2 separate regions of the Homo sapiens genome follow, and region 2 is linked to region 1. Evidence: chromatin loops called from intact Hi-C (ENCODE). Cell type or tissue: endothelial cell of umbilical vein. All regions are shown on one strand. Each heading gives the region's core, and the rest is flanking DNA. Links, peaks and the distances in the headings are about the cores only.

Region 1 (16,590 bases), core at 5,709-13,708:
CATGAGGTTGCCTCCTTCATCCTGCCATGGGCATTTTGGGCATGCCTGAAATGTTCTAGCATTACACTCTCTGATTGTTGCCTTTTACTGCATGGAGTTTATTATTTAGAAAAAAAAGTTTTTAATATTTTAAGGTAAAAATTATTTCCTGTGCAACAACAGCAAAAACACACACAAACAATATTTAGAAGCTGTAAAATGAAGAACAGTTGATTCAATTTTGAAAGAACGAAAGATGTTCTGAAATGCTTTGGTTTGGTTCCATGAAAATTCTTTGAATTTCAGCCATTTATAAATCATCGTTCAATAAGTCGCTGGCATTTAATGACCACATGATAGATTTATATATTTTTATATATCTTCTTTATAGCTGTTTTCTCAATGATACTGTGAAACAAACAAACCTATTTTTATAGCACTTTTTTTTTATGCCTGTTGCCTGTCCTATAAAGACAATCTCAAGTGCAGAACTTCCCTGGATAAAGATCAGTTCAATCTTCAGCAGTTGTCTTATCACCTAACACTCCCTGTCAGAAGAAACCCTTGGTATTAACTCATATCACTCATCTTCTAGAACACTCCTTGGGAACACTTTATTTCATAAAATCCCTTAGGGCTATATAACTCTCAACAGTACTAGAAAATGACTCCCCACTGAGACTCAAGAATCAAGGATTAAGCCAGTAGTGAAGTTTTACTAGGGTGGAGTGAGCAAACTTAGGTGTTGCTGTCCTCACATATGTGCGAGAGATAAAATCATCCTCCAGTATGTTCCTCCCTCTTGCATTTCTCCTAATCATAGACACTTCCTTGAAGAAGACAGAACATGCAGCCTAGGCTATGTTATGCCAAAGGGTAGAATAATAGTAATGGTACTACAGGGAATAATTTGTCATCATTGAAAGTTTTGGGGGCCAGGTGCAGTGGTTCACGCCTATAATCCCAGCACTTTGGGAGGTTGAAGTGGGAAGATCGCTTGAGCCCAGAAGTTTGAGATCAGCCCAGGCAAGACGGCAAAAACCCCATCTCTACAAAAAAATACAAAAATCAGCTGGGCATGGTGGCACATGCCTGTAGTTCCAGCTACTCTGGAGGCTGAGCCGGGGAGGTCGAGGCTGCAGTGAGCCATGATTGCACTACTGCACTCTAGCCTGGGAGACAGAGCAAGATGTTGTCTCAAAAAAGAAAGAAGGAGGCCGGGCACAGTGGCTTATGCCTGTAATCCCAGCGCTTTGGGAGGCCAAGGCGGGCGGATCACCTGAGGTCGGGAGTTTGAGACCAGCCTGACCAACATGGAGAAACCCTGTCTCTACTAAAAATACAAAATTAGCCAGGCATGGTGGCACGTGCCTGTAATCCTAGCTACTCGGGAAGGCTGAGACAGGAGATCACTTGAACCCAGGAAGCAGAGGTTGCGGTGAGCCGAGATCACATCATTGCACTCCAGCCTGGGAAACAAGAGTGAGACTCTGTCTCAAAAAAAAAAAAAAAAAAAAAAGGAAGGAAAGAAGGGAGGGTAAAGAAAGGAAGAGAAAGAAAGAAGGAAGGAAAGAGAAAAGAAAAGAAAAAAAGAAAAGAAAAAAGAAAAGAAAAGAAAAGAAAAAACTAATGAACAAACCAGGCATTCTACTCAATCCTTTAAAGCACAATCTCATATATTCTCAAATAAGCCATGAAAAGCAGTCATTGCTGAACCCACTTTATAATTTGGGAACTCAAATTTAAAGATGTTCAGAAACCTCCCCAGAGTCAAGCTTATCTGAGGCAGAGAGAAAATTCAAATTAAGGTTGGTAGGACCGCAAATCACCTCTAACCAAGTATGATTAAGGAAACCTTAATAATGCCAGGAGGATTACTGCAGAAAGCTTCAGAGAAAAACAGTTCACTGCAACCACATTTGCCAGTACCTTCTAAAAGTTGTAAGGCCATGATCACACATACCATAGAACTAGGCAAAAAGAGAAAAAATAGCATGACTTAAGTGTACAATTATGAAAATGAACTGTTGTTATTATGCATATTTTAATTAGTATGGGAAGCCCTCATAAATTATGATCACTATTATTTATGTGGCCAAATTGATTACTGGATTATTTTAATCTACCACTGTGTGTTCCATGTCCCCTCTCAAAGCTCCCTCTCCATGAGGCTCCTCTCCATGCAGTTATTATCTCTATGATACCCCTCTCTATGATGTTATTCTCTATGATTTCCCTCTATGGTGCCCTCTCTATAAGGCCCCTTTCAATAACTTCAGTTCAATGATGGCATCATACAGAGGGATGTCAATTTGTGAAAAACAAATTGATTTTGTTTTTCCATCTCTAGTGTTTATCCCCTCAGGGAAATCATTGATTGAACACCATTTTATAATCGTAAATAAGACAGTTTTGTTTTTTCAGGACATGAAGCACTTTTATTGAATGTGTTATTTAGATAAAAAAGGGAAGAGGTAGAGTGACTTTCTCTGAAAAACATAGATACGAAGTAATTGCCAAATAGAGATAAATTAATCTCCAAGGAAAATGACCAGATCCAGTGGCTTTTTAACATTTCAGGAACCCTATTTTTATGAGTGTACTTTGGAAGAAAGGCTATACAAACAGTGAAAAATACCCAAAGTTTCATAAGTACCAAACACATAACTCTCCACATTAATTGTGATGGCTTTCTTTCCACTTCTTCAGCCTTAGTCCATGCTGTTTCCCAAGGACTCGTAGGAAGCATCTCTAGCTATTAGATATAATTCATATTCAAATTTACTCAGATGTATTCAAAAGAAATCTGAGATAAAGTATCTCCCCATGAGTCATCAGCACAGTAAGGAAGAATTAAGAGATTTTCAACTGATTCCTTTACTGGGTGAAAAGAAAATCAGATCTCCATTTTTCTTAGCTGATTTTTTTTTCTTGCTTGCTTTGGTGGTCTGATCACGCTGTCTCATTTTCTGACTTTCTAGCTGAAAAAATTTCTTGGATAGGAATATTATTGTCTGGGTTATTACTTTAGTAAAACACATATACTGTGATTATTACTTTAAATTTGGTAAATACCATCAAAATGCAGACCTCTCATAAAGACACAGATAATGAAAATTTCTGCGCTCTAGACTATGAGTACCTATGCTAAGATATTTGCCTTAACTTACATAAAGATAATTATTATTTAACCTCTACAGAAGTTGGGTATGTTATAGACACTGCTTCAAACAGGAAAACTGCATCTAGTAGAAGGAAGATCACTTGTTGAAGGTTAGTCTATCTGTGGCCTAGCATATGGGTTTCTACTAACCAACTGTGAGATCTAAACCAGAGGTTGGCAAACTATGGCCCATGGGCCAAATCCGGCCAGTCACCTATTTTTATAGAGCTTCATTGGCAGCCTGCCACATCCATTTGTTTCTGAATTGCCTATGGCTGCTTTTGAGCAGTTCCCACAGAAACCATATGGCCTGCAATGCCAGAAAGATTTAGTAGCTAGTCCTTTACGGTGTTTGCTGACTTCTGCCTTTATGAATTAATCTGACCCTCAGTTTACTCATTGTAACTGAGGAATTGGAAAAGAATAAACTTTTTCCACCAAGTTTGCACATTAGAATCACTTGGGGTAGTTTTGGGGAAACCCCAATGCCTGAGCTGCACCCCAGAAGATCTTGTCCCATTGGGCTGGGCTTCTGCCCAAGGTAATCCCTGTGCAGCCAGGTTGAGAACCACTGGACTAGATATGCGTGATGGCCCTTCGAGCTCAGCGCTTTCATGACATGAACTTCTTGTGAAATAAGTAGTACCTTCCAGCAGGAACAAATGCTTGGAAATTATGACTGAATAAATTCAGCCTCAGCAATGAAGACTCACATCTGATTTATGCTATTCCAAGTCTCTGACTTGAGGAGTTTAGAATCCACAGTTTTGCAAGGATAAAGACGCAATGCTATATAAATATAAATGGTTCCTTTGGAAGACCAACTTAAAATAGACTAACAGATTTAATGAGTTAACTTTTGATCTATGGAAATAATTCACTTTTAATAATATCACAATTAAAACTATTATACATCAAATATAAGCCATTTGGGCGAAAGTCTCAGCTGCCAGCCTGTTCTCTGCAGACTCCCCACTTGGAGGAAAGCCTCAGGCTCTCCTGTCTCTGACACAGACGGCTACACCTGGAAGGTAGTCCTGAAAATAAGCTGCAAACACTAGGAAATCTAGGGGATAGCAGATAATATCAAATACACCTAAATCATGTTTTGGGAAGGGATTAAAGAATATTTCATAAGCCTTTGGAGGTTTAAATACTGTTGAAACAGCCTGAAGGCTGGCATGTGCGGGCCCAGACTGCTCAGAGTTGGGCTGGGGGCATGGGTGAGAGAAGCCCGCTGTGCAAAGAACTCTGGGGCTGCTTCCAGGCTGCCAGGCTGCCAGGCTGCCACTCAGGGCATCTGCAGATGGCGGGAGGGGAGTTCTGCAATGTCTCAGCTCTCTACATCTCAAAGTAGATTTGGTTTAGGGGTCACACAAACAAGTAAATGTCTGTAAGAGTAAAACTGAGCATTTCTCTTATGTCATTAACAAAGATGCTTTGCTTCGACTCAGGGTATCTCCGCTTTGGCACCAATGACATTTGGGGCTGGATGACTATCTGTCTGGGGGGCTGTTCTGTGCATTCAGGATGTTTAGCAGCATCCGTGGCCTTGACCCATTGTGCGCCAGTGGCAGCCCCTTCCTCTCCCAAGTTTCGAAAACTAAGCAATTGTATATTGCTAAGTTTACCCTATGGTCCTCATGATACCTTACCATCCTGTCTCAAAGTGGAATTAAACTCTATTCTGAGGCAATAGGGAAGAAAATACACACACACAAAATATATACAGTCGTCCCGAGGTACCTGTAGGGGATTCGTTCCAGGACCCCTATGAATACCAAAATCCACAGATGCTCAGGTCCCTTATATAAAATGGCATAGTATTTGCATATAACCTATGTATATCCTCCCATATACTTTATCTCTAGATTAATTATAATACCTAATACAATGTAAAAGCTTAGTAAATAGTTGTTACATTGTATTGTTTAGAGATTTTTTAAAAGTCTATACATGTTCAGTACAAACAAATGTAACCATTTATTGTTTTTGAATATTTTCAGTCCTCGGGTGGTAGAATACACAGATGTGAAATCCACAGATACGGAGGGCCGATTGTATATGTACATGGTATTATTTTATCCTATCCTTTGTGAATCACAAATATTTGATCACTGCTGCCTGAATTAAAGTTTTAAAAATTCAAATGGTCTCTTTATAAGACTTTCTTGAAAGAAATCATTGAGAAGAAACTTGTAGATTCAGAAAGGTGTGCAGAGACCTGAAAGGCATTATTTTGCTTGACTATGTATTTAAAATTTGAAAGAATGGCTGGTGGGCTAGGATTTTCCTTTTTTTTTAATCTGATGGGCAACTTCTACCTACACAATACAGACTGTAATCTAATTAAATCATTACAGCCTTTTTCAACTGGTTTCAACAACTATTTACTACTGATAAAATACCTTGTAGCTTTTCAGAATGCTCTTATTGTTGAAAAATGAGTAATCAGATATAAAAGAACACAAAATACAGCCACTGGGCTTGAGAAATTGAAACACTATTGGGGAGGGAAGACTTATGCCCAAAGTAGGTTTATTTTTACATTTTTAACGTTTTAGAGACAGGGTCTTTCTCTGTCATTCAGGCTGGAGTGTAGTGGTGTGATCACGGCTCACTGTAGCCTCCAACTCTGGGCTCAAGCAATCCTCCTGCTTCAGCTTCCAGAGTAACTGGGACCATAGGCGTGTGCCATCATGCCTGGAATTTTTTTTTATTTTTATTTTTTTGTAGAGACAAGGTTTCACTATGTTGCCCAGGCTGGTGTTGAACTCCTGGGCTCAAGCGATTCTCCTGCCTCAGCCTCCCAAAGTTCTGGGATTACAAACGTAAGCCACTGTACATGGTATTACTTTATCCTATCCTTTGTGAATCCGGCCCAAAGAATATGAAATAATACACAAACAGCATGCAATTATGAAGGAGTGGTAAAAAAAAAAAAAATAGGGAATGTCGGAGATCAGATAATTTTATTAAAAGTTAAATTAGAGTAGTCCTCCATGAGATTTGAGTTGATCCTTTAAGAATAATCAAGAGTTGGTAGAGGAAGAGCTGGAAGGACTGAGGATTCACTTACATAAACTGTATTGTTTGACTTTGTATAAGAACATATACAGTCATTCCTCAATATCTACAGGGGATTGGTTTCAAGACCCTCCTACAGATACCAAAAATCCATGGATGCTCAACTCTCTGATATAAAATGGTATAATATTTGCATATAACCTACCCATATCCTGCAATACTTTAAATCATCTCTAGGTTACTTATAATAATACAATAATTATTAATAATTAATAATACAATAAATAGTCGTTATACTTTTTTATTTGTGTTTTTATCTTTTTTAATTGTTTTTTTTTCAAATATTTTTGATTTACGATTGGTTGAATCCTCAGATGCAGAACCCACAAATATGGAGGGCCAACTGCATTGTCCATATAACTACAGAAAAGGCTTAAAATTTAGAATAACGGGGTAAAGATAGAGGCATTCAAGGAATAACAATAGTGATGGAAAGAGGAACCACTATCCTTTGTCCAGGGCTTCCTAGGGGACAAGCATTATGGAGTTATTACTGAATTATTACCTCTGTTTTACTGATGAGGAATTGAGGCTTGAAAAGTTAGTTTTGTTTTTTTTCCCTTAAGTTCGCACAATTCTAAAATGGCAACGCCAGGACACAAGTTGAAATCAGACTCTAAACCTGTCTCAGATCTGCTGAATCTTATAAATGGTGGCTCATGATGTAATCCCAGTACTTTTGGAGGCCTAGGCGGGCAGATCACCTGATGTCAGGAGTTCGAGATCAGCCTGGCCAACCTGGCGAAACCCCGTCTCTACTAAAAATACAAAAATTAGCCGGGCGTGGTGGCGCATGCCTGTAATCCCAGCTACTCGGGAGCCTGAGGCAGGAGAATTGCTTGAATGCAGGAGGTGGAGGTTGCAGTGAGCCGAGATCACGCCACTGGACTCCAGCCTGGGCTATGCAGCGAGACTCTATCTAAAAAAAAAAAAAGAAATAAAAAAAATATATATATATATGTATACACACACACATATATATACGTATGAACCCTGAGTGGCTTTGTGCACAACCATGTTTGAGATATCTTTGTTTTAGAAACCAATTTAAATCTACAATTCTGACTGATTAGCGATCCTAGAAAGAGGAATGGATAACAGATCAAAAAGTTTTATTATTGACTAACACATGGTGATCATTTTTATATGTATCCACGCTTTGGCATGAATAACTAAATATGAATATTAACTCGTTTTGGTCTCTTAAGAAATTTGAAATGTTGAACTCATAGACCAAGACTATAAATTTACATTTTTAGCCAGGGTAAGTAAATAATCACATTTCAAGTGATGAAATGATTTTAGGGATCATCAGAGATTCATTCATTTATGTTAACACTTAGGTACAGAGAAACTATTGAGTATTGGATAATTCAATATTGCTGTAAGTAAATAAAATGATTCCATATGGATTTCCATATTTCAACTTTGTATTTTTACTTCTTTATTTATATTAGAGTGGAAACTAGCTCATCCTCAATCATAGTCACCACTTCAAAGGGAACTTCTTTGCTCAGTCCAGGGAGCCTGTGTGTCAAAAGTGAAGGCAAAAATACTTGCTCTCTCCATACTCAAACTCTCTCTCTTTCTTTCTCGCTAATTTTTTAAGGGTGGTATGTTTGGACCATAGTTGTTTCTGCTTTAATCATAGGTGACGATTAGTCAAGGGCAAAATGGGGTCCCTGGGTCTGAGCTCCAAAACGTAGTCATCTGACTACAGTTATGCTTTTGAATTTTCCATGGCCTCATGTTCTGCATTGTTAAAGATGGTTCCTATTTACCCAGCTGCTCCCACCCACTAAATGCTAGGCTAGACACTTGGACCTATATTATCTCATTTAATCCTCCCAAGATCCCTAATGAGCAGGTATTATCATTCCCATATTTTTGCAGGAGATACGTGGTTGTTCCAAGGATCAAATAATACTTGAAAGTGCTTTGCAAACTGTCAATCTGGAGATTTACAAATGCTAGTTATTATTCTTGGTAATAGCTAGCTCTTGGTGTTTGATCAACAAACACCCTTGAACCACATCTCAAAACAACTTAAAGCAGCATCTTGACAGATTACTCCACCTTCCTGTACTACCACTCAGCCCTGACCTACGAGGCAGTTTTCTAGAGGTATGGAAGCAGCCCTATGGCCTTGCCTAATATGTTATCAGATGAACGTTTTATTGATACATAATATTTGTACATATTTATGGGGTACATGTGATATTTTGTTACATGCATAGAATCTGTAATGATCAAGTCAGGGTATTTAGAATGAAAGAGCTACTGGAACCAGTTAACAAGCTGGACACTATAAATAAGTGAGGCCCTTGTTTGCTGGGACCCTCTAGAGCTTAAATCAGCAATCCAGAGGCAAAAATAGCATCTCCCTCCAAGCTCCTTAAGTGAAGTGCATACGGCTTCCCCATGTCTCCTAGATCTTTCAGACTCACTCACACAGGCCATACTCAGTGTGTGAGTCTAAAAGCCTGCCCATTTCACTCTTCTTGGCTTTGAATCTGACCATGTCAACCAAGAGTGACTGAGCTCTAAACAGCTGTGTCAAGGGTCAAAGAAGGGGGAAATAAACACTCTACCAGGTCAGGATATTCATCCTAACACCTAAGTTGGTAAAAATTCCATAACAGATAAAGCAAACCCACCAGCTGGCTTGGTTAACACAATAGCACTTCCGCAAGTTTGCTCCCATAATATCTTCCTAGGGATGGATCCTTTCAGAGTGGAAATGACATAAACTGCTTGTGAGCCTGGATATTTATCTGACCTATTAGCCCTGTTCAGGAAGGAAATGGAGACCTCTGAGGAAAGCACGTGAGAAGGGCTAGCAGTCCAGCCCGCGAACAGTAGACCTTTCATAAGAAAGCATCCAGCCGGCTTTTTTCATGGATTGGAGTCTTCATATTTTGCCCTTACTTGCAATTCCAAATGACTGAACAGTGGAATTTGCAATTCCAAATGACTGAATGTCACTGTTCTCTGTAAATGTTGCTTTTTATTGAAATGTATTTTTACTTCAGCTTTTGGAATTAGGCAATTTCCAGATATCAACACCGAAGTCAGTGGTTTTTTATTATTATTCACATTAAAAATTATCTCATTGATTGAGCTCCATGGAGCTCTTTTCATATCCTGTCTATATATTCTTATTACATGTTATAATGAGCTCTAGACCATGGAAGCAACGACTTATCTTTGTTTTTCATTTCTGCATTCCCAGAATTTACTCAGTGTTTATCTCATAGTAGCTACATAAAATATTCCCTGAGTAAACAAATAAGGTTTTTTCTTTCTTTTTTTTTTAAAAGCAGGATCTGATAAAGCAGATAGGGAAAAGAATATTTATAAAGGCACAAAAGGAATAGAAGCTGCTCATGATTTCCATATTGTTTCAGTAATAAGAACCTAGTCTATCCCAATGTAAATAAAAATAAAAACCATATTTTCCGGATTTTCCCCCTCAATAAATAGCAAAAGAGATATAAGGGAGGAGGCAGACGATGATACCGCTATTCTAGGCACCCTGCACAACTGGCACAGAAGAGAGCACAGAGAACAAAACACCCCAGGGCCCCTACAGTGGAGGAGTTGGAAGCTGCCTTCTTGTACAGCTCCTTCACTTCAGCGCTTTCCTCCTCCTCCAGCCCCAGTCGATACCGAAGTTCCTTCCTCTTCCTATTCTAAGAGAGACAGCTGCTAACACACAGCCCAGGGCCAACTTGCTTCATCATTTACTCACATACCAAAGGCAACCCTACAAAAAAAAAAAAAGAAAGCTAGCCCCCTGAGCTCGTCTGACTAGTCTAGGCTTACTGTGTATCATGTCACCCATCTTTTCCTCATCTGTCTAGATGTGTATAAATGTGACAGCCATAGTATAAACCAATGCCAGCTTTTCTTTTCTTGGAAACAGCTGTAGGTGCTCTGATGGCACCTGTGGTGCTGATCCAATCAGATTAACCAGAAACATGAAAGAGCCGCTCCCCTCCACCCCTGCCACCCGCATCCCCAGACTTCAAATTGGGCCTTGTTTTTAAAGCCATTTCTTTCAATTCACCACTCACTGCTTCTTAAAAGTCCATTTCACTACTTAGCTTGGTTTAGAAAGGACAAATCAAAGTTTCCACCCAATTATAATTCCCTTGAGAGTTGTTCAAAGTTTCCCATGTCAGCCAGAAACACATATCAACCCTATAACCACTGAGTAATTTATGATACTGTCAAGAAATCCACCATTGGATTACACCAATGAAGGTTTTATTGTAACAGTAAATGCCCAGATAAAATAATACCTCGTGTACATCCAACACTTACTATGTGCCAGTCACCATGCTCGGCACTTTACAAGCATTTTCCTTTTTGATGCGACATGCAAAATGTGTTTTCCTTTGTCAGCTTAAAGTCCATACCTCATGGGTACGCAACAACGTTGTGTCATACCCAAAAGTCCAGAATATAAAGTGATTAAGTTTTAAATGGATTTTTACAATTGCATTTGTATCAGATTTTTCCAGAATGTTTATGCCACATACTGAAAATAAATTAAATCTTTAGCCACATTCAGTTTCTCAGACTACTCATGCCCACTTTATGGCAATGTCAAAAAATTTACCAGTCTAAGAATAATCTATATATTAAGACATTCAGGAAAACAATAATCCTAAGAAGGGAATTAGTGAGCCCATTAAGTTGCAACCACAATTCCTTTGTTTCCTCATTGACATCACTGTCCTAACTCTGCTTTCTTTTGCAGTGTCCCCGAGGTTGTCTGGGTCCATGTACATGAACACAGCTCCAGGCATGAAGTCTGGCCCTTCAAGATGGCCAAATCTACACTGGCTCAGCTATAGAAAATGTCAGCATGGGGGCATCTTCTAGGCAACTTATTTTGGTGGCCCTGGAGGCATCATTGCAAAGCCACATCTCTGCAATAATTCCCAGACAGCATGGTAAGGCATCATCCTACACCCATGATGCTGGTTTATTGCCAGGCCAAGCAGGCGTTTAAAAATTACCGTAAAATCATTGTGTTTACTCCTGAAAACCTCAGAAGAGACCTCAGAAATTTCAGAACCACTCAAAAGGCAATCCTGCCTGTGCTGGCTGGCACTGTTAACCGCTGTAGGAAGTAGCAGGAAAGACACAAAACTGGACAGCTGGGAACTGTGCTCTAGTCCTAGTTCAGAGTCACTAACCCACTAGGTCATTGCGGAAAACTTCTTTTACTACTCTCAGCCCTACTTTCCTCATCTGCAGAATGAGGATGGAATGACATGAGCTCCAAGGTTGCTTCTGGCTCTAAAACATTATTTTGGTTTATAGTGGGCATTCGGAGGTTTGAACAGCATTCTCCTTATTGTGAATCAAAAAGCCAGAAGAAATAACCATGCATTGTCCCCACTGTGTCTTACTGCACTAGAAAAGCAGGAAAAGAATCACATTTGTGTCTGTACCTAAGAGCCAATCAGCAACGACATCTCCTATTTCTTCCTAGTTTTAAGGGGCAGGACCTTGAATCTCACAATTTTACATGTTTCTGTTGACAGGGTGGTGGTTTTTGACCTGTGATACTACTTCTTTCTGCCAATTAAAAGAGAGACCACAAAATCTAAAGTAATGTGAATGTCTCTTCCCCCTTTTATTTCTTCCATGAACACAGTAACCCTATCCATTCTTATATTCTCACATGAAATTTATTTCAGAAAATATACATTAACCTCTCTCTCTTAAAAAAAAAAAAAAAACACTTCACTATTACTCTATAGAAAATGGTAAAAATGGCCTAAACCCTTAACCTTGCATTTAAAGACTTTCAAGACCTTCCCTCCAGGTGACTCTTCCAACATCCTCTTTCCTGGCTCCCCATTTGGCACCCTGTGCTCTAGTTAGGATTGTCTAAAATTCCAAAGCTGTCTTGCCTATTCCTACCGACAGGTCTCTGCTGGTCTCACTCCTGCAGAGCACCTCACTCTTCTTTGATGCATAATCCACAGATCTGTCAAAGCAGCTTAAATCCCACCACCCTGAAGCAAGGTTTATTGTCTACTCAAAAGCAGATTCATCTCTTCCTCCTCCGAATCCCAAAACACTCGTCTAATGCATCAATTCTGCACATGTCCATCAACAAGTGTTTATTAATTGTCACGTCTCTGCCCTTTGGCAGGTGCTTTAGAAACAAAACTACAAAACACATTAAAGCAACAATATATACTCTTATCTCACATACACATAATACAAGACAGTGGTTAAAAAATATTTGGCAGTCAGTCTACATCCAATGTCCATACACTTAACCATTACACATTCTGCCTCCTAGTTTCTAACAGTCGTTCTGACATGTGTTGCAGGCTTTCTGTAGGCCAGGCACAATGCTAAGGCACATGAAACACTTTATTTTGCTCTCCCAATTTTCTGTGAAAGTAAGTACTATACATTAGCCCTGTTTTATAGACGAGTAAAATATAGCACAAGAACGTTAACAAGGTGCCCAAGAATTACGTTTACACAGCCACATGATGAAGAGGTACCATGTGTACTTGTTTGTGCATTTTTCGAACTCTCTGAGCTTACCAAGAATGATTCCAACAATAATAAATCACTAGGCAATAATACATTGCTCTCTGCAGGTGAAGGAGTTGAGAGAGGACTCATCCAGAAAATAGACAGGTGAGGAGGAGGAAAAGGAAGCTGCCTTGAGTTTCCCATTAAGAACATATGCCTGGAGATGCTTTCTTTTATTCCATCTATCATAAATATCCTTGTACCAAACTAACAAAATTAAAATATAGTTTTAATACATTTTACAAATATTTGGAAATCTTATTTTAATCACATGGAAACTATTAAAAAATATACATTTCAACACATTGTATACACGTTTGGAAATATCAGACTATATCTCATAAATATGTGCAATTATTAAGTGTCCAACTAAAGATAAAAGGAAAAAAATACATATCTATATTGCAGACTAAACAAATGCTGCCATAAAATTAGTACAAACAGAATTGCATATTGGAGTCAGTTGGAACTGGTGAAACTCCATAAAATTACAACATTTTAGAAGACATGTGTCTGAGTTATTCACATACCACATGGTGAAACATCATATAGTCTGTCTGTATTTTAGATTAAAATCAACTGGGAATTACTGTGAACAAGTTTGAAAAACTATATAGGGTTACACAAAGAACATCATACGTGGTAAAAAGTTAAAAAGGAATAACTGATAACAGGGATTTTACAGACATCTAGTAAATTCAATATTGTTTTCTAATACAAGGCTTGGAAATGGTAGGTGCAGTGATCCCTTTTCTGGGAAGCCTTTCTCCATCTCTCAGGACTGGGGTCAGTACCTTTGCTTTGGGCACAATGTGCTTCCTGCCACCATCAACAGAGAAAGTATTTAGTAGCTGTTGGAATGCCCTACTAGACTATAAGCTCCATGAAGGCAGGGACTGTTACTGTTCATATTACCTTAATTAATTAAACACATATTAATTTTTTATGACCTCTCAAAAAACCTATATTAACTTTCATTGTGGGTTTTTTTTTTTTTCTTTTGAGACAGGGTCTTGCTCTGTCACCCAGGTTGGAGCATAGTGGTGTAATCACTGCTCACTGCAGCCCTGATCTCCCAGGCTCAATGATCCTCTCACCTCAGCCTCCAGAGTAACTGGAACCACAGGTACATGCCACCATACCCAGTTGAATTTTTATTTTTATTTTTAGTAGAGACAGGGTCTTGCTATGTTGTCCAAGCTGGTCTCAAACGACCAAGCTCAAGCAATGCTCCTTTTTGGCCTCCCAAAGTGCTGGGATTACAGGTGTGAGCCCCCATGCCCAGCCATATCGTTCTTAATAACATAGGTTCAAAAGGCCTAAAGCAAGCAAAATGACAGAACTATGAAGAGGACTTGAAAATTTCACTCTCGGCAAAAAAAAGCTAGAAGCATTCCCTTTGAAAACTGGCACAAGACAAGGATGCCCTCTCTCACCACTCCTATTCAACACAGTATTGGAAATTCTGGCCAGGGCAATCAGGCAAGAGAAAGAAATGATGGGTATTCGAATAGGAGAGAGGAAGTCAAATAGTTTCTATTTGCATATGACATGACTGTATATTTAGAAAACCCCATCATCTCGGCCCCAAAGCTCCTTAAGCTGATAAGCAACTTCAGCAAAGTCTCAGGATACAAAATCAATGTACAAAAATCATGAGCATTCCTATATACCAATAATCGACAAGCAGAGAGCCAAATCATGAGTGAACTCCCATTCACAATTGCTACAAAGAGAATAAAATACCTAGGAATACAACTTACAAGGGACGTGAAGGACCTCTTCAAGGAGAACTACAAACAACTGCTCAAGGAAATAAGAGAGGACACAAACAAATGGAAAAAAAATCCATGCTCATGGATAGAAGAATCAGTATCGTGAAAATGGCCATACTGCCCAAAGTAATTTATAGATTCAATGCTATCCCCATCAAGCTACCATTGACTTTCTTCACAGAATTAGAAAAGCTACTTTAAATTTAACGTGGAACCAAAAAAGAGCCCATATAGCCAAGACAATCCTAAGCAAATCGAACAAAGCTGGAGGCATCACACTACCTGACTTCAAACTATACGAGGCTACAGTAACCAAAAACAGCAGGGTACTGGTACCAAAACAGATATATAGACCAATGGAACAGAACAGAGACCTTGGAAATAACACCACACATCTACAACCATCTGATCTTTGACAAACCTGACAAAAACAAGCAATGGAGAAAGGATTCCCTATTTAATAAATGGTGTTGGGAAAACTGGCTAGCCATATGCAGAAAACAGAAACTGAACCCCTTCATTACATCTTATACAAAAATTAACTCACGATGGATTAAAGACTTAAATGTAAAACCCCAAACCATAAAAACCCTAGAAGAAAACCTAGGCAATACCATTCAGGACATAGGCATGGGCAAGGATCTCATGACTAAAACACCAAAAGCAATGGCAACAAAAGCCAAAATTGACAAATGGGATCTAATTAAACTAAAGAGCTTCTGCACAGCAAAAGAAACTACCATCAGAGTGAACAGACAACCTACAGAATGGGAGAAAAATTTTACAATCTACCCATCTGACAAAGGGCTAATATCCAGAATCTACAAAGAACTTAAACAAATTTACAAGAAAAAATCAAACAACCCCATCAAAAAGTGGGCAAAGGATATGAACAGACACTTCTCAAAAGAAGACATTTATGCAGCCAACAAACATATGAAGAAAAAAAGCTCATCATCACTGGTCATTAGGAAAATGCAAATCAAAACCACAATGAGATACCATCTCAAGCCAGTTAGAATGGCGATTATTAAAAAGTCAGGAAACAACAGATGCTGGCGAGGCTGTGGAGAAATAGGAATGTTTTTACACTGTTGGTGGTTGTAAATTAGTTCAACCATTGTGGAAGACAGTGTGGCAATTCCTCAAAAATCTAGAACCAGAAATACCATTTGATCCAGCAATCCCATTACCGGGTAGATACCCAAAGGATTATAGAGCATTCTGCTATAAAGACACATGCACACATATGTTTATTGCAGTACTATTTACAATAGCAAAGACTTGGAACCAACCCAAATGCCCACCAATGATAGACTGGATAAAGAAAATGTGGCACATATACACCATGTAATACTATGCAGGCCTGAAAAAGAATGAATTCATGTCCTTTGCAAGGACACGGACGAAGCTGGAACCCATCATTCTCAGCAAAGTAACACAGAAACAGAAAACCAAACACCGCATGATCTCTCTCATAAGTGGAAGTTGAACAATGAGAACACATGGACACAGGGAGGGGAACATCACACACTGGGGCCTGTCAGGGTTGTGGGGCGAGCGGGGGAGAGCATTAGGACAAATACCTAATGCATGTGGGGTGTAAAACCTAGATGATGGGTTGATAGGTGCAGCAAACCATCATGGCACATGTATACTTATGTAATAAATCTGCACATGTGTCCCAGAACTTAAAGTAAAAAAAAAAAAAAAAAAAAGAAAATTTCACTCTCTGAGTGGAAGGCCTAAGTGCACCTCTCCTAGTCATTAATTGATTACACAGACTGAAAACATTAATGAGCTCATGGAAATTTTGAAGATACAATAAACTTATTCTAATATTTCTTAAAGCATACTGCATCCATAAGTGAGACCATATGCAATTGTCTTGAGCCCTGATCTTAAGGGATTTAAACTAGAAACCAATAAACAGAAAGACACATTTTAAAAAATACACATATTTGTAACTTCAAAAAAAAACCCCTTCAAGATAAGACTCTTCCCACAAAAAAT
Region 2 (16,590 bases), core at 4,835-12,834, 50 kb before region 1:
GACATCTTATTGAGAAGATGATAGTCATTGGCCATTTGCAGTAAACCATGAGATTATGTCCTACATCAGTTTAGCAGACAGAGTTATTTGCTAAGTATTTGTTTAATGAACAAAGAGAAAAATTAAAAATGCATTGACTGAGAAGTACAAATGTGGAACTCAGGCTAATATTTCAAGGAGGATAATCATTAGGCTTCATTTCTCTTATTGTTATTTTTATGTCATCATTTCTAGCTCCCCTTGAGGTTTCTCAAATAAATTTAGCTATTGACATATTTACTTGAAACTTACACTCAGTAAATTTCTTCTGTTTCCTTTTGACCTCAAACTGAATTTAATAACTGACTACAACTGAGTTATGAAAAGGATGGGACCATATTGATAACATGAGCACATTATGATGGAGGAAGTAAAATTTCTAGAAAGTAGCACTGACGAAGCTTCTTTGCTCGACCAAACTTTAGTGTTGAACTTTCTCCTGGGCCCTTCTGCGCACTTTCTTGTAAACCAGTTTTAGCAAGAACCCTGCTGAGTTGGTTTAGCCAGAATCCTCCATCTCCATATCTGATCACTCTCAGTATCTGATTGGGTTCTTCATCCTTCACCATGCCCCAGAGGATGTCTGATCAACTTGGCCTACCTTCAGCAAGAATCCTTTTAGGTCAGTTTAACCAGAATCTCCCTTACCCCTGATGTTTCCTCTTAGTAATTTTCCATCCACTTATCATCACCCTGCTCCTTGGCTGTAAATCCCCACTGGTCCACGTGACATTGGGAGTTGAGTCCCATTCTATACTGAGGTCTCTTTCCCCTTATTACAATAGTCCTGAATAAAATGTTTTTACAGCTTTAACTACTGTCCAGCTCTAGTTTTTCTTTGACAGACCCCACACTTGAAAAGTATCTACTAGAATAAACCCGAAGAGCTAAGTTGTACTTGAGAATACGAGTTAAATCTGATAGAATGTAAGCTCCATATGGGCAGGGATCTTCAGCTGTTGTATTAAATAAGGTATCTATTCCAAGCACCTGGTGCCATGTCTGGCACAAAATAGGCATTCAAAAAATATTTGTTGAATAAATAAATAGGGAAAATGACCTTCCAAGAAGAGACAGGGCAAAAATGTAATGGAGCAAGTAGTTATCACTAGTAATCACTCAACATGCAGGTAATGGATTGGTTTCCAAGGACTGTGTAGACACAAAATTATGACCTAAGGATTGTTTTATTTGAGGGGGAGGGAGGAAGGGAGTTGATTTTTTTTGAGACAGGGTCTTGCTCTTGCTCTATCACTCAGGCTGGAGTGCACTGGTGCCATAACGGCTCACTGCATCCTCGACCTCTCAGGCTCAAGCAATCCTCCCCCTTCAGTCTCCTGAGTAGCTGGGACTACAGGCATATGCCATGACTCCCGGCTAAATTTTTTTAAAATGTATTTTTTTGTAGAGACGAGGTCTTGCTATGTTGCCCAGGCTAGTCTCAAACTCCCGGGCTCAAGTGGTCCTCCTACCTTGGCCTCTTAAAACTGCTGGGATTACAAGAGTGTGCCACTGCACCTGGCCAGGAATTGATTTTTTAAAACTGCCTTATTGGAATATATTTCACATATCATAAAATTTGTCCATTTAAAATGTGCAGTTTTGTGGGTTTTCGTGTATTCACAGATGATTTCATGTGCAATCGTCATCACAATCTAAGCCTAGAACATTTTCAGTGCCCAGAAAAGAAACCCATAATGTGTGCAGTCACTCCACATTTTCCCTACCTGCCCTAGCTCCAGCCCGAGGCAACCACTAGTCTACTTTCTGTCTCTTTATGGATTTGCCTGTTCTGGACGTTTCATATAAATGGAATCAAATAATACATAATCTTTTGTTTGGCTTCTTTCACTTAGCATAATGTTTTCAAGGTTCATCTGTGTGGTAGCATTTATCAGTACTTCATTCCTTTCTATGCCAAATAATATTTCATTGTATGAACAGGCCACTTTTTATCTCTTCTTTAATAGATGCACACTGATGTTTCTAGTTTTTGTTCACTATAAATAATATTGATATGAACATTCATGTACAAGTTTTTGTGTGCCCATATATATTCATTTTTCTTTGATATAGGGGTGGAATTGCTGGGTCACATAACTGTGTTTAATGTTTTAAGGAACTGCCAAGCTATTGTTCAAAGTGGCTGCATTATTTTATATTCCCATCAGAAATACATGAGGGTTCCAATTTCTCCACATCCTTGTTAATGCTTGTTATCGTATGTCTTTTTAATTTTATTTTATTTTTAGTGGGTGTGAAGTGGTATTTCATTGTGGTTTTGACTTACATTTTCCTGATGGCTAATGATGTTGACCATCTTTTTCGTGAACTTACTGGACATCTGTGTATCTATGTTGGAGATATGACTATTCGGATCTTTTGCTCCTTTTGTAATTGGGTCATTGTCTTTTAATTAATAGAATGTATTATTTCTTTACATATTCAGAATACAAGTCCCTTATCAAATATGTGATTTGCAAATATTGCCTCCTGTTTTGTGGGTTATCTTTGCATTTTCTTTATGATACCCTTTAAAGCACAAAACATTTTTAAATTTTAATGAAGTTAATTTATCTACTTTTCTATTGTTACTTGTGCTTTTGTTGTCGTACCTAAGAAACCATTGCCTATCCCAAGGTCATGGAGACTTACTGTTCTGTTTTCCTCTATAAGTTTTATATTTTATATTTAGGTCTATGAGCCATTTTGAGGTCAGTTTTGTGTATGGTGTGAGGGTAGGCTTCTAACTTTATATGGATAGCCAGTTGTCTCAGCACAATTTTTTGAAAGACTATTCTTTCTTTCACTGAAGTGTCTGAGAACCTTTGTCAAAAATCAATTGACCACATTGTGAGGTCCTCAAGTTTTAATGTTGTCACTAACATATTCCACACTTCAAGCTCTTCTGGCTTTGACTAAGTCCAGTGAGAACCCACTGCTAATTCTAGAGTACGGGCTGTGAAATGAAATGTGGTGTGTAATATACCCACATGGTGACATTAGGAAAATCTTAGGCTATCTCCATTTATGAGTTTTCCTATTTTGTAAAATGAGCTGAATAATATCTGCTCTCTTAGCCGTGTGGAATTATTGTGGTGAATACATGAAATAATATATGAAGAAACACCTAAACTTATGAAGCCATTGACAAATCTGAGGTACTGTTGTCTGCATTGAGAAGGGATTTTGTAAACAGATTATGATTTAGTTTAGGGTCCATTCACTCTCACAATCATTGGGAGTTGAGTTACTGCATGGTAGAAAAAGTATCCCAGTTGCCATTGTAATATGGGGCTCAATTTAATCCAAATTTTGACTATTTGATTTACAGAATGGATATGTTTGCTTTACCAAAAAAGTGGGCTGAAATCTTCCTTGTTGAGGCAAATGTGTTTTGAGAAAACTGGTATCACAATCACCATCACCCCAATATGTAAATTCCTAGAAATTTGGGAACAGGATCTATTCATTTTAGGCCAAGTATTTTTCCTAGATCTTTCAGAGAATACAGATTTAGCTTTCCTTTTGAAACCAGGGAAGTTGAATCTTGTTTTCTACTTTGATGAATTTCCAAATTCTTGTAACTCTAGTATTCTTATATTCCAAAAGATACAATAAAACAAGTTAAATACTATTCTATATTTCAGAATTTTTTCTACTACAAAGAAGTTTTCCACAGTTTTGCTGTTTCATGTGTCACTTAAACAAAGAATTAACGATTTGATTGGACTTTCTCATTAATTTCTATTAGTTCAAATATGGCAGGGTTTATTGGTTACTTGCAGTTATGTTCTGGTGTTTCTAGTTCCCAGGTTTGGTTTGGAAGCTAGCAGCTCCTGGTTATGATTTTTGCTTTCATTTCTGATTCACATCTTTTGATTCAGAAATCATTGTGGCTGATGGAAGTGCTCTGAGGAGGGCCAATCTAAGGATGCAGAAAACAAGTTCAAACTCTTCTTTCCACTTTTGTGCCATCAGTCTCCTCCTTGGCCCCTAAACTAACGGCAAGAGTGAGATGAAGATAATTAGGAATGATGTCCAGTGGTGGGTAATTACTGTCTCCTGCCTTTGGACCACACTGGAAATGGGGCACTTGACTTCTCAGGATGAAATACAGCTTAAAATTAGGCCTTCCTGGCCGGGCGCGGTGGCTCACGCCTGTAATCCCAGCACTTTGGGAGGCCGAGGCAGGCGGGTCACGAGGTCAGGAGATTGAAACCATCCTGGCCAACATGATGAAACCCTGTCTCTACTAAAAATACAGAAATTAGCTGGGTGTGGTGGCGCATGCCTATAATCCCAGCTAATCGGGAGGCAGAGGCAGGAGAATCGCTTGAACCCAGGAGTCGGAGGTTACAGTGAGCCGAGATCTCAGGCTAGGCTCCTCAATACTATGGTTTTTTCTCACCTCAAGTACACTCATGAGCAAATATCACATTAGCCCACCAGTATGAGAAACTCAGTCACTTTCACCTCATCTCATTTTTGACCTCACCCATCTGCTCAGCACATACCTTCTCTACATCTAGAGTCAGTTTTCTTTCGCGTCTTGAAATGCATCTTCTCCCCATCAGTCTTGCCTGTAGGGAGTTGCTGACCCACTTTCTCCTATTCCTAGGGTAATACTGCTGCTTCTCTCTGCCAATGACTTTCTGATCCTTTACAGTCTGATGAAAGAGATATTACAAAATTGAATAATGATGTGAATGTAGAAGCACAACAATCATATCTGGCCTGCCTAGTCCTGAGATGGAATTCAGCATTGAGGGTCACTCGGCTTCATTAATGCTCATATCTGCCACCAATAATCAGTTGCAGTCCCATGTAAGTTGCTACTGGGTGCACGGTTTACCTTCCCTTTCTAGAAATGCAGTTACGCGTAATCATTCCCCAGATTAGTTAATGATGACATAAATGGATTAGCTATTTTCTCGAGGGCACTTGGTTAGCAACGCCCAAAGTCTCCCTGCTAAGTTTTATGGTGTAATAGTGTTACAGTGTTTTGAGGAATGGGTGGGGTAAAGAGGACAAATATTTTTTCCTTGTCATATATGTATAAACATTAAAGGGATTTAGTTACATACATATACTAGAAATTGGACTAGGTGTCTGTGAAATGTTCTTTAGCAGTCTGTAAGTGGTTTTTAAGTATTATTTCTAAAACCTGGCTCTTTTAATTTGACTTGTATTCAACTGCAAAATGAGATGTTCAGTGCAGAGTATAAACATCATTAGATTTCAGACATGTGTGGGCTTAAAATCTTTAGAAATATTTGGAACTCTTAGGATGGAGCATGAGTGAAGGAAAAAAAATATCTGGCCAGTTTTCACAGGTGAAATTGATCTAGCATGCATTTTAGAAACTCTCATTTTCTCACTTTGCAGTGCTTTATTGAAATAAGTTAGCCATCCATAGACTTTCAGAATACAGCCTTATAATTCCTCTTGTGAAAATGACACACTGACTTGATATATCACTTCTTATTCGTACACAGACGGAAACACTGAAGTAAGCTTGGGACAGGATAACCCCAACGTGTTGGAGACAGGATATTCTATTTCTGGGTGTTGAGAAGAGGGTTGCTGCACTGCACAAATCCGGAGGCTACTATTCACTTTGAATTCCGCAAGAATGGTAGACCCCTTGAGTTGTGCCTCTCTCACCCCGGCCCACCATTACTGCACTCTTGAAATTGCACCATCAAACTGTGAACCCTTTAGTTTAAGATTCTGAACCTTGCCATCTTTGAAACCATTACCAAGGAGTTGGGAGTTTAAAAGACAAATGTCTACTTTACAAGTTTGCCTAGATTCGGCCTCATGGCAAAAACAAAAGCTGTTTCATGCCACGGTGAATAAATGTGACCTTCCATTCCAAGGTCACAAATTAAGGTGATCTTGAGAAAGGCTGAAACATTTTTATACATGATGCTAGGTTGATGTTCTTGTTATTGTTTAGACTCAAAAGGACTTTTCTCTATAACTAAGAATATGTAATTTTGAGTCTGCATCCAAATTCGAAGGGGTTAGTGGTACTACATAATGTGGCATAACCATCCCATCTCACTCCAAAGGAAAAACATTGGAGGAGTTAATTCCAATTTGCCCAAGGCTGAAGTAACTGAAACAAAACAGAGCTTTATATAAGCTGATATTTGGCCTGTGGATGAGGGTACAGGGAGAAAACTGTATGCAAGTGGGCTCTACACCCCGCTGTGTACCACTGACCAGGTGCAAAAAGAAATATGATGATATGAGGGTGCTTTGGGTTTTATTGCCAAAGACAGCTGTGATGAACATTCCAGACTCTGGGGCAAAAGTTAGACAGAGCTGCCAGAGGAACAATGAAAGGGATTCTAATACTTCAGTCTGTATATAAAACTGAGCCAAGGAGAATTGAGGAACAGCAGACAATATTACCGTAATTCATCTGATATGTTTATATGTAATCTTCACTCTGAAACTCTTTCACACCAAAGTCAAATACTTGTGGACCTGGCTCAAGTGAATGAGAGAGAGAGAGAATGGCCTGGCTCCTGAGGTCTCTGTCTTTGGAGGACAAACCAGAGTACGGGACAATATTTTTAATGTTTAATGTGTTAATTTAATATTTAACATTTTTGATCAAATCTTTTTAAACTCCAAGAAAGGCTTTTCAGAAAAATTAAAAATGGAATCCTTTCATAAAGTGCTTTTGGTGGGAAGTAATAGCAGTGATATAGTGATACAACTAGAAGCTACATGTAATCCTGCTTTAGCATAGTGACGTAGTGGAAAATTATTTGGACCAGAGGAGATCAATTCTACATATTGATTATCCAGATGGGAATTTGCTATGGGACTAAAAAAATAGCTCCGAGGAACCTCATGATAAATCCTCTTTTCTTGAGGTTTCTAAGATTATGAAGCTTGAGTGCTGGACAAGGAAGCAAGACACTATCAAAAATGGCAACACACTGTGGTGAGTAGAGCAATTAAATTCTTTCTTATGAATGAAATACAACTGTAATAAGGCAATAAAACTGCCTAGCAAAAAATGCCATTGCTAATGCCTAAAACTTTGAAACTTCACATAAAGGAGTTTTACTTCCAATAGTAGCATACAGAACATGGCCATTCACGATGTTGTTGATGTCGCTGTTAGTTTTTCAGTAAAGCAAAATCTTCAAACAGGTAAAATAATTTAGAGGGAGCAAGGGCTAATGGAGGCAGTGGTTTGGGGTTCAGGGACTTGAGGAAGTCTTCCCGGGATTGAAACACCAGGTTTTTATTGCTTACTAGTTGTATGTTATTGGGCATTTACTTCAACTATCTACATCTCAAGTTCCCTACCTGCATAATGAGGAAAATAACATTTGTTACCTGGCAGACCAGGTGCGATGCTGCTAAACATCCTACAACACATTAGACAGCCCCCACAACAGTGAAAGGTCCATCCCCAAATCCCACTAGTGTCAAGATTGAGAACCCCTGGGTTAGACTGTGGTGAGAACTAAATGAGTGAAAACATGAAAAGCCCTTGACAAATGCTTGGCATGTAATAATTACTACATAAATGTGAACGATCACTATTGCTAACAAACTCTTTTTATCTGGAATGTCCATAGATAATTAAAACTAGAGGTTCTAGGACCAGTCAGCCTGTGCTGGTTACCTGAGGACTTTCTAGCATGAATCAAAACTTTGATGCATCTACATCATCAAAATAATAGCTTTGGAAGCTATAACATGAGGCTTAACTCCAGAATTTTTGAAGCTACTTTTAAATCCTAACTGGGTTCCTTGAAGGCTGCCTCCTGATGCAATTTTGGATGGGGGAAGAAGAAGGGTAGAGAACATTCTTCCGTGGTACAGAGCAGGAGTTGGGGGACTTTTTTTTTTTGTAAAGGCCTAGATAGTAATTATTTTAGCATTGTGGGCCAGACGGTCTCTGCTGCAGCTTCTCAACTCTGCTATTGTAGTGTGAAAGCAGCCATAGACAATACGGATGCAAATGGACGTGGCTGTGTTCAAATAAAACTTTACTTACAAAAACAGTCAGATTTAGCATGAGCGTCACAGTTTGCTGACCTCTGGCATAAAGGAAAAATCATGGACTTTATATTCAGAGGACTGCAGGTATGAAAAATATTTGAATTTCTGTGAGAATGTTTCCTCATTTGCATACTTTTGATGAAAATATCTGTAAACAATCTGGTACATAGTAGATGCTCAATAAATATTAGTTTTCTTCTTTTAAGGCATGAATAGCTACAAGTACTGAATTAATGGAATTTCAATTTGAAAATGACAACATACTTGCGGTATGGTTTTCACTTTCCCCATGATGTCCTGCTGACTTCTGTCACAATTATAATAAATGTTACTCCTTCTGTAATGTTTTTCCTAGGCTACACTCAACTGACTTCAATCTTATATTCTTGGCATCAATATCACAGCCTTTTCTTTTTGTGTTTAATGGTAACTTTGTTAGAAGCAGTTCCAAAATGAAGAAGCAGAATGGAAGGGGTTGCTCATAATTCATTGAAAAACAATAAACTCCTCCCTTCCTTTCTCTTATTAATTACACACTTTATAAAACAAATGCTTCACACCCTTCCGTTTGGGCTGGGCACACTGAATGAAAAGAAATCTACTTAACCTGCCATGGGTGTTTGTCTCTATCACGTCTTTTTCATAAAGTTTCTGAAAAGTAGCGATTTCTATTAAATAATTTTCAACAAATGTGTTTGGCATTTGATGTTGTGGTCAGAGGGTAAACAATAACTTTTAGCAGATGACCATTAATGGAGTGCCAGGAAAGATGGAGGTGACGTGTTTAAGGGAAGGGAAGTTATTTCTAATGGAAAGAGGAAACCTCTACTCTATGACTTTACCTTAATCACTTTCAATCTTACATGTTATTTCTCATTAAGTGACATTCCTTTTAGTTGTTGTGCCATGATTCCTGAAAAGTGATGTACTGGAAAAATACTGAGTTGGACCCCTTTTTGGGTTTCAGTTACTCAGGTATAGAAGCCATCTGCTTCTGCAAAGTTCTGGAAAATGAACATTGGGTTTCTGCTCTTTGGTATTCCGTACAGTGAGTGAAATACACGTGATTACGTCACTGATAGAACTTAACTGGGAGGTACAACTGGAAAATGTTAAGCTTTGTTCTGCCTTCATGACGCACCCACAAGTGATATCTATGAAATATCTTGCCCTGTTGTTGTCATTCTAGAATATCAGGAGAAGTGAGTAGATTGATTTTTAAATATCTTTGATGTCCAGTGATTCACATGTACGTTTATTCAAACACAATGAAAGAGACTTGAGTTTAGAGAAATTGAACATGTGAGCTATAGCCATGACTAGAAAAAGAGACTTGTGCTATCATTTCATTTTAGACATGGTTGGCAGTTGTATCCTCCCCAAGAAGGATATGAGACAAGAATGGATGGTCAAATTGTTGCCAGAAAACACCAGTACTGGGTAGGAAGTGAAACAGGGACAACTACGAAGCCAGTAAAGTGTGACTTACCAAGACCACCTTGGGCAACTGGAGATTAACCCCATTGGGCAACTCTGGGAAACAGTACAGAACATTCCAGCTAATAGGGAAGAAGCAGAGTATTTATGTAACATCTCCCATCAGGAGCTGGTTGAAAGCTGTTGGGGGAAGGTAGGCATTAACTTCCCTTTGGAATTAGTTGGTCCTGGGAGGGGCAGAAAAAGTTCCCAGGCCAGGGAGATAGGACCTGTGAGTGCAATATGGGTATGGCCTTGACAGCTGTAGGCAGGAGCTCTTACACTAGAGGAGACTACAATATAACCATTTTGAGCTCTCATGGAGGACAGAGAGAGCTGGCATCACAGTCATCCAATTTTTCAGTTCCAATGACTTGTGACTAACTGTGGGGCTAAACAGAATTTGCATCGGACAGTGCTTTCTGTACTGGCCTTGGTCATTCCTGACTTCAGGGTCACAATCTACCTACAAGCACTCATTTGCAACTGACTGTAAGTGGGTCTAAGTTTGAGCAATGGTAGGCAAAGTTCCCTGAAAAAGAAAACACGTGACATCTAGCGTGTCAGACCAAAATGTATATTTCCTCATCTAGTGACTCCTAACTTCCATCATTTCAACTCATTGTGAAATTATTATTGTCTTTCTGGAACAATGGTTTGAGAACTTGAAGCCTCTGCAGTAAACTTGACTTTTTTAAAGCTTGAGTTAAGGATTATTTGGAGAAGTGTCCCTCTCTCTCCCTACCCCCTTTTTTTCCTCCCCCCTCCGCCCCCATCTCTCCCTCTTTATACATTATCATTAAGGTCAACTATATTTCTATAAACAAACCTGACAGATGTTACCATCTAACCTTCCTACCTGGGAAACAGAATGGTCTGTTGAGGTTTGTCAGGATCGGGGTCAGGGTTGTGGGAAGGGAGAGGGCAGCCTGCCAGGTAATGGAAACACTGCTTGCTTTAATTTTATTGCCAAGAACAAAGCCTTCTTATTGTTTAATAGAACCCTTAAAGGCAGGCCTCATTGGCATAGTTCTAATTTTTTCGAGACCACAAACAAGAGGAATTCTTTAGGGCCACTTCGTGAAAAGCAGAAGAAAAAAATAGTTTATTCTGCAAAAATTAAAGCAATCCTTTGTTTCAGTAGCCAGTGTCTGATTTCAGGTTGGCATCTGTATGTGTCCTCTCTACAGGGGCATTTGTTGGCATTGTCTGCATGGGCACCCACTCTTTCATTCAGATTAATTGGAGGTTATGCCTGACATATGAAGGAACTGGACAGAAACCATCTTTCTCTGGCAAATCATCCCTTTGGCAGCAATACTTTCAGATAACATGCTAAAAGAAGAAATGTTTCGCACCAAAAACAAAGAAGCAAACACTCTCCTCTTGCAAAACCTATTTATAAAACTGGGAACCACACACATCTTCATTCAGTGCTTATTTTGATTCTACCAGCAAACTAAACCTTCTATGCAGTCCTTGCTTCTCAGCAGCAAGTTTTACTTCTCTCTCCATTTAAAGTATAGGTGACCAAAGTTTCCGGTTTCCAGAGATCTTTGCAACAGTGTTAGTAGCTAAGGAATGAAAGTGAGAGGAGATGAGGTCATTCTTGTTATTCCATGAATGAGGAAGATGCTATCAATGTACAGGGATCATCTATGAAGCAAATCTTAGGGATTTGTTGAGTGCCCACAATGTGCAAAGCACCATGCTAGGACCTGTGGTAGAAACAGAACTTGGCCTGCTAGAAAGAATGACTTCACTAGAGAACAAGCAGCGAACATGCCAAGTGCACACATAATTAACTGCTAAACCATGGGCTACAGAAGTTCTAGAGCTGTGTGGTCCAATATGGCCACCACTAGCCACTTGTGGTTTTGAGCACTTGAAATATGGTTAGTCTGAATTGAGATGTGCTGTGAATATGAAATGCATACATTAATCATTTTTACATTGATTACATGTTGACATGATAACATTTTAAATATATCGGGGTCAAATAAAATGTATTAGTACAATTAATTTTACCTGATTATTTTTACTTAAAAAATGTGATTACTTGAAAATTTTTCAATTACATATGTGGCTCACATTACACAGTACTTTGATTGGATGATGTGACTCTGGAGAGTTTGAGAAATGAGGCAATTACTGTGTGAGTAGCTGAGGAAGGTTTCATGCCAAATATGAAGGAGAGACTGGTCTTTGGAGATCAGAGTAGGCAAGACAGAGTTAGGAAACCCAGGGGTGAGGAAGATGAGAAAAGGCACCAGGGAAGAGAGGCAAAAGAACATTTTTGCAAGACAGAGGAAATTAAAATTCTGTTTCAACAACATGCAGGGTACAGTGGGCATGCATCTTGAATTGGTTATCTGGGAATGGGGAGACAGAAATACCGAAGCCAGTTATATCTTACTGCCCCTTGTGAAAAGCCTTTTGGGGGCCATTTGCAGAGAGCTAGCCATGACTGAGCTCCATAGAGTCTGGCTAAAACAAAACAGCAAATTGAGGAGTTTAACTTGGGAGTGGGGAGTTCTTCCTTGACCCCCACCTTTTTCTAATTGACTCCCTTTGTATCCTGGTCTTAGTGGGCCTTCAGCATTGATCTTTAAAGCTATCCATGCTTACTTGCTTTCCTGGAGTTTTCTTCTGAAATGGTAGTGGGGCTGGTAAAAGTTACAATGGCAGTAGAAGGGCAGGCAGGAAGGACACTGGAGAGCTGTACAATAGGGGCTTTGACAAAAGGACAGTGAAGAGCAAAGCTAATCTGATCTGGAAGAGAAAAGGAAAGATCACAGCATTTAGATGTCTTTTGGTTGCTAATTTTGAAGTTGTGGTGAGTTTGTGAGTGTGTGTGTGTGTTTGGGAATCATGAGAGACTGATATTGAAAATGTTTTCCTGTTAAGTCATTTTCAGACCTAGGTTGATTAGCCATCTTACATGTGTGGAATTATTATTTATAAGTGTTTTCCCAAGCCTGATTCAAAGTGACTATCTAACTATTTTTTTCTTTTGCAAACCAGAAAAGATAGAGAAGGTATCCTAGAGAATAAAAGGAAAGGTACAGGTTTATAATAAGGGGGAAGGAAAGACCCACCTCGATCGATCTCTATTCAGGGCTCAGCAACACTCCTGATGGACAGCTCTCTCATTTTTGACTTCCCTTTGTCAACTCCATCCTCTTAGCCCTACCTGGGTGGCAGAGCCCTCAGGCTGGGAGGGAGCTCCTTGTGTGCACTAGCATTACTGATCCTCCAGGGATTTGTGGCTACTGAGGTTTGCTGTCATAAAAACACAGTGCTGTGTACAGTCTTCTCAAGAAGGGTCCTTTCTGCCCTTCAAGGTGTGAGCTTATCGGACATGCTGATCTATGCAAATGAGCTAGTGCTACAAGGAGGACAGAAGGATGATGTAGTTGGCCTCTAGAGGTGTTCCATTCACTCATCAATAGTCAAGTGCTGCATGCTAAACGCAGCATACTAGGAAGACTGTCCTATTTACCCAGGAGTCCAACCAACTAGGAGAAGGAATAGACACAGACTTACAGACCATCAAGATTTTTGTTCAAGAACTGCATCTATGTCAACAATTCACTATGTAGTTTCCCTTAAGCTTTTAAGTTCAAATTATGATCTCATTATTCTATTCATACATCTAATAAATTTTATGAAACCAAGAATAATCACTCTCGGGAGTCCTTGAATCAATGTTTGATTAACTCAAGTTGAATAGACTCAACTCCATTAAACAATCAATTCTGTCTATACATTAGCTGATTAAGTTCCTACACACATATTTTTAAATTGCGGTAAAATTTACATGCAAGGAAATGCATAGATCTTAAGGGACAGTTTAATGGATTTTGATAACCGACAGCTCAATCAAGACATAAAACATTTCTATCACCCTAGAAAGTACCCTCGAGCCGCTCTTCAGGTCAATCCTCACCCCTATGAGGAATCACTGTTCAGATTACTCCTGTAACACTTTAAACTGCATTTATCAATTTAACACATTTGATTTACTTTATAAGCACTTCAAATGCTAACAGGATAAAATTAAAATCCTAACACGTTATACCTTCCCAAGTCCTTAAGTAGCTCTTATAAATCTAATAAACTAAACTTAAAAAATATGCTGAAACCCAGGCCGGGCGTGGTGGCTCACGCCTGTAATCCCAGCACTTTGGGAGGCCAAGGTGGGCAGATCACGAGGTCAGGAGATCGAGACCATCCTGGCCAACTTGGCGAAATCCCGGTCTCTACTAAAAATACAAAAACTAGCTGGGCATGGTGGTGCACACTTGTAATCCCAGCTACTTGGGAGGCTGAGACAGGAGAATTGCTTGAACCCAGGAGGCAGAGGTTGCAGTGAGCCGAGATCACGCCACCGCACTCCAGCCTGGCAACAGAGCAAGACTCTGTCTCAAAAAAAAAAAAAAAAAAAAAAAAGAAAATGCTGAAACCTAAGGTTTTTTGAACATTGCAATATTGCTTTGAAACCTAAACTATCTTACAGATCCAACTTAAAATAACAGTTCTAAAAGAAATTACATGTTAGGCTGGGCGTGGTCGCTCATGCCTGTAATCCCAGCACTTTGGGAGGCCAAGGCGGGCAGATCACTTGAGGTCAGGAGTTCGTGACCAGGCTGGCCAACATGGTGAAACCCCATCTCTACTAAAGATACAAAAATTAGCTGGGCATGGTGGTGGGTGCCTGTGATCCCAGCCACTCAGGAGGCTGAGACAGGAGAATCACTTGAACCCCAGGAGGTAGAGGTTGCAGTGAGCCGAGATGACACCAGTGCACTCCAGCCTGGGTGACAGAGCAAGACTCCATCTCAAAAAAAAAAAAAAAAATTACGTGTTTCAAATTAGCATTTCAAAGCAAATCTGTCAAATTTCTGTAATATGTCATATTATCTTAAATGCTATGAACTATTAACATACAAACAAATATTTCAGTCCCAAGTTGTAATATATATATATTTTTAAGTTCAGGGTCTCTGTCTCTGTCACTCAGGCTGGAGTCCAGTGGTACAATCATAGATCACTGTAATCTCCAACTTCTTCTGGGTTCTAGTGATCCTCCTGCTTCAGACTCCTGAGTAGCTAGGACTACAGGCAAGAACCTCCACTCACAGTTGGTTAATTAATTAATTATTTAGTAGAGACAGGGTCTTGCTATGTTGCCCAGGTTGGTTCTAAACTCTTGGCCTCAAACAATCCTCCCACCTTGGCCTCCCAAAGTGCTGAGATTACAGGTGTGAGTCACTGCACCCAGTCATAACCCAAAATATTGATTTTATGCTACAGGTTGAGTATCCCTTATCCTAAATGCTTAGAACCAGAAGTGTTTTGGATTTTGGAATATTTGCACATACATAATGAGATATCTTGGGGATAGGACCCAAGTCTGACCACTAAATTCACTTACATTCCACATACACCTTATACACATAAGCTTGAAGGTAATTTTATGCAATATTTTCAATAATTTTGTGCATGAAACAAAGTTTGTGTTAAGTACTTGTGTGTGGAATTTTCCTCTTCTCGCGTCATGTCAGTGCTGAAAAAGTTTTGGATTTTAGAGCATTTCGGATTTTGGATTTTCAAATTAGGGTGGCTCAGCCAGTATTATTTAGTTCTTCATCTTTATACATGAATCTCAAACTTCCTGGGAAGGAGGAAAAAAAGGAATTTACTTATTTACTAAAGGAAACAAATTTATCATCTCAAAGAAGTTGAGGTTAGAGGGTCAATGGTTAATAATAAAAGATTTCAGAACGTTCATAAGAACTGAAGACTCACTGATTGTACTGGCACTGCAGATGTACACTTGCTGAGCCTTTGTTATGGTGGGTTTAACAGGGTTTCCAATTACCTATCTGATAAGATGGTTCTTGTAATGAGAATTCCCCTGGGAATCTAACTTTCTAATCACCTGGTTTGGGTTCAGTAACAACTCCAGTTACTTATTACTTGGTTAAATTCAACCTATTTCTTTACTGGCTGATTCTTGTTATATCTGGCTTCAGGCCACGTATCTGTGGTTATTTGAATGATGTTTATGTCAAAAGACTGTTGGGATAATTAAATCAGGAAGTGACAGTAAGAGCTGGTCATGGTCATAACTGCTTGTAGTGCATATCTACATAAGTCCTATCACTTTTTCTTTCTTTACACTACAGTCTATGTGTTGCTGTGAAACTGGAACAGATCTATGCAATAATGCTCCCCTTCCAACACCTGCAAAGATGGACAAGGCACCACCTTCCCAATCCTATGGAAATTGACAGAAGGCTTCCTTGAATGAACTTATGACATCTCAATACCAAGCTTGCCTTGTCAGAGAATTAGACCACTATATAGTTTTCACGACTTTACATATATGAACTTGATGTTATATCTAGGGAAAATACTTTTAAAAGCATAGTAAAAGCTCTATCATAAATTCCTAGGCCAAGAAGTTACCTCACTTGGTTGTAAAAATCTTTGTGTTGCTCCTCACTGAGAGCCTTGTACATTCCATGGTAGCCTCGGGCATTTTAAATAGCTGAATTTAAAATTTCATATTTCTATTTCAAACAAAAATAACCAGTACTACAATTGTCTTCTTGTTAACGGACATTTTATATGCATGACTCAATTATTTTGCTGTGGAATTTCAAAATTAGAACAAAGCTCTTCATTTTTTCCTACAACATTTAATTTAGCAAATTAAAAATAGAAGTCAACCGAATCAGGTAAAAAATGATATGTCTGGCTTCTTTCATAATCTGTAATTATTTTATACACAGAGATAATTTCAACTTGATTGTCATTGGAAGACAATTTTATGTTCATTTATTGAGAAAAATAATTTAAACTAGATATTAGACCCAGAAGTAAAAGGTTGGTTCAGTAACAAAATGGTGGATTGATTGTTAGGATTATTCTTGTTTCTGAATGTCATGAATGGGAGCAATAAGTGAACCAAAGCTTTTACTTGAGAGTTACCTTCTCACCTGCAATCATTCCATTCCCCTCTGACTCTTT

Evidence for each region. A loop is a pair of places that touch in the nucleus more often than their neighbours do. Peaks named below come from ENCODE experiments on the same cell type or tissue, not always from the same donor. Only the 100,000 strongest peaks of a DNase experiment are listed, where the experiment ranks them.
Region 2: a loop joins it to region 1, with 2.1 times the contacts of the local background. A loop is called at or near these places in 1 of 110 quality-filtered maps.

Annotation. Positions count from the first base shown.
Region 1 is chrX:10,546,097-10,562,686 of GRCh38, forward strand. The region is part of intron 2 of MID1 (midline 1); the gene reads right to left. Among named protein-coding and RNA genes, the nearest start is that of MID1, 66 kb to the right of the region's middle. In endothelial cell of umbilical vein, for the core only: no CTCF peak of the experiment used is centred there; a DNase peak (open chromatin) is centred at 8,865; H3K27ac peaks cover 1,691 bases.
Region 2 is chrX:10,496,851-10,513,440 of GRCh38, forward strand. All of the region lies in intron 3 of MID1 (midline 1), which reads right to left. Among named protein-coding and RNA genes, the nearest start is that of MID1, 120 kb to the right of the region's middle. RefSeq lists an enhancer at 11,888-12,757. In endothelial cell of umbilical vein, for the core only: no CTCF peak of the experiment used is centred there; a DNase peak (open chromatin) is centred at 9,041; H3K27ac peaks cover 1,375 bases.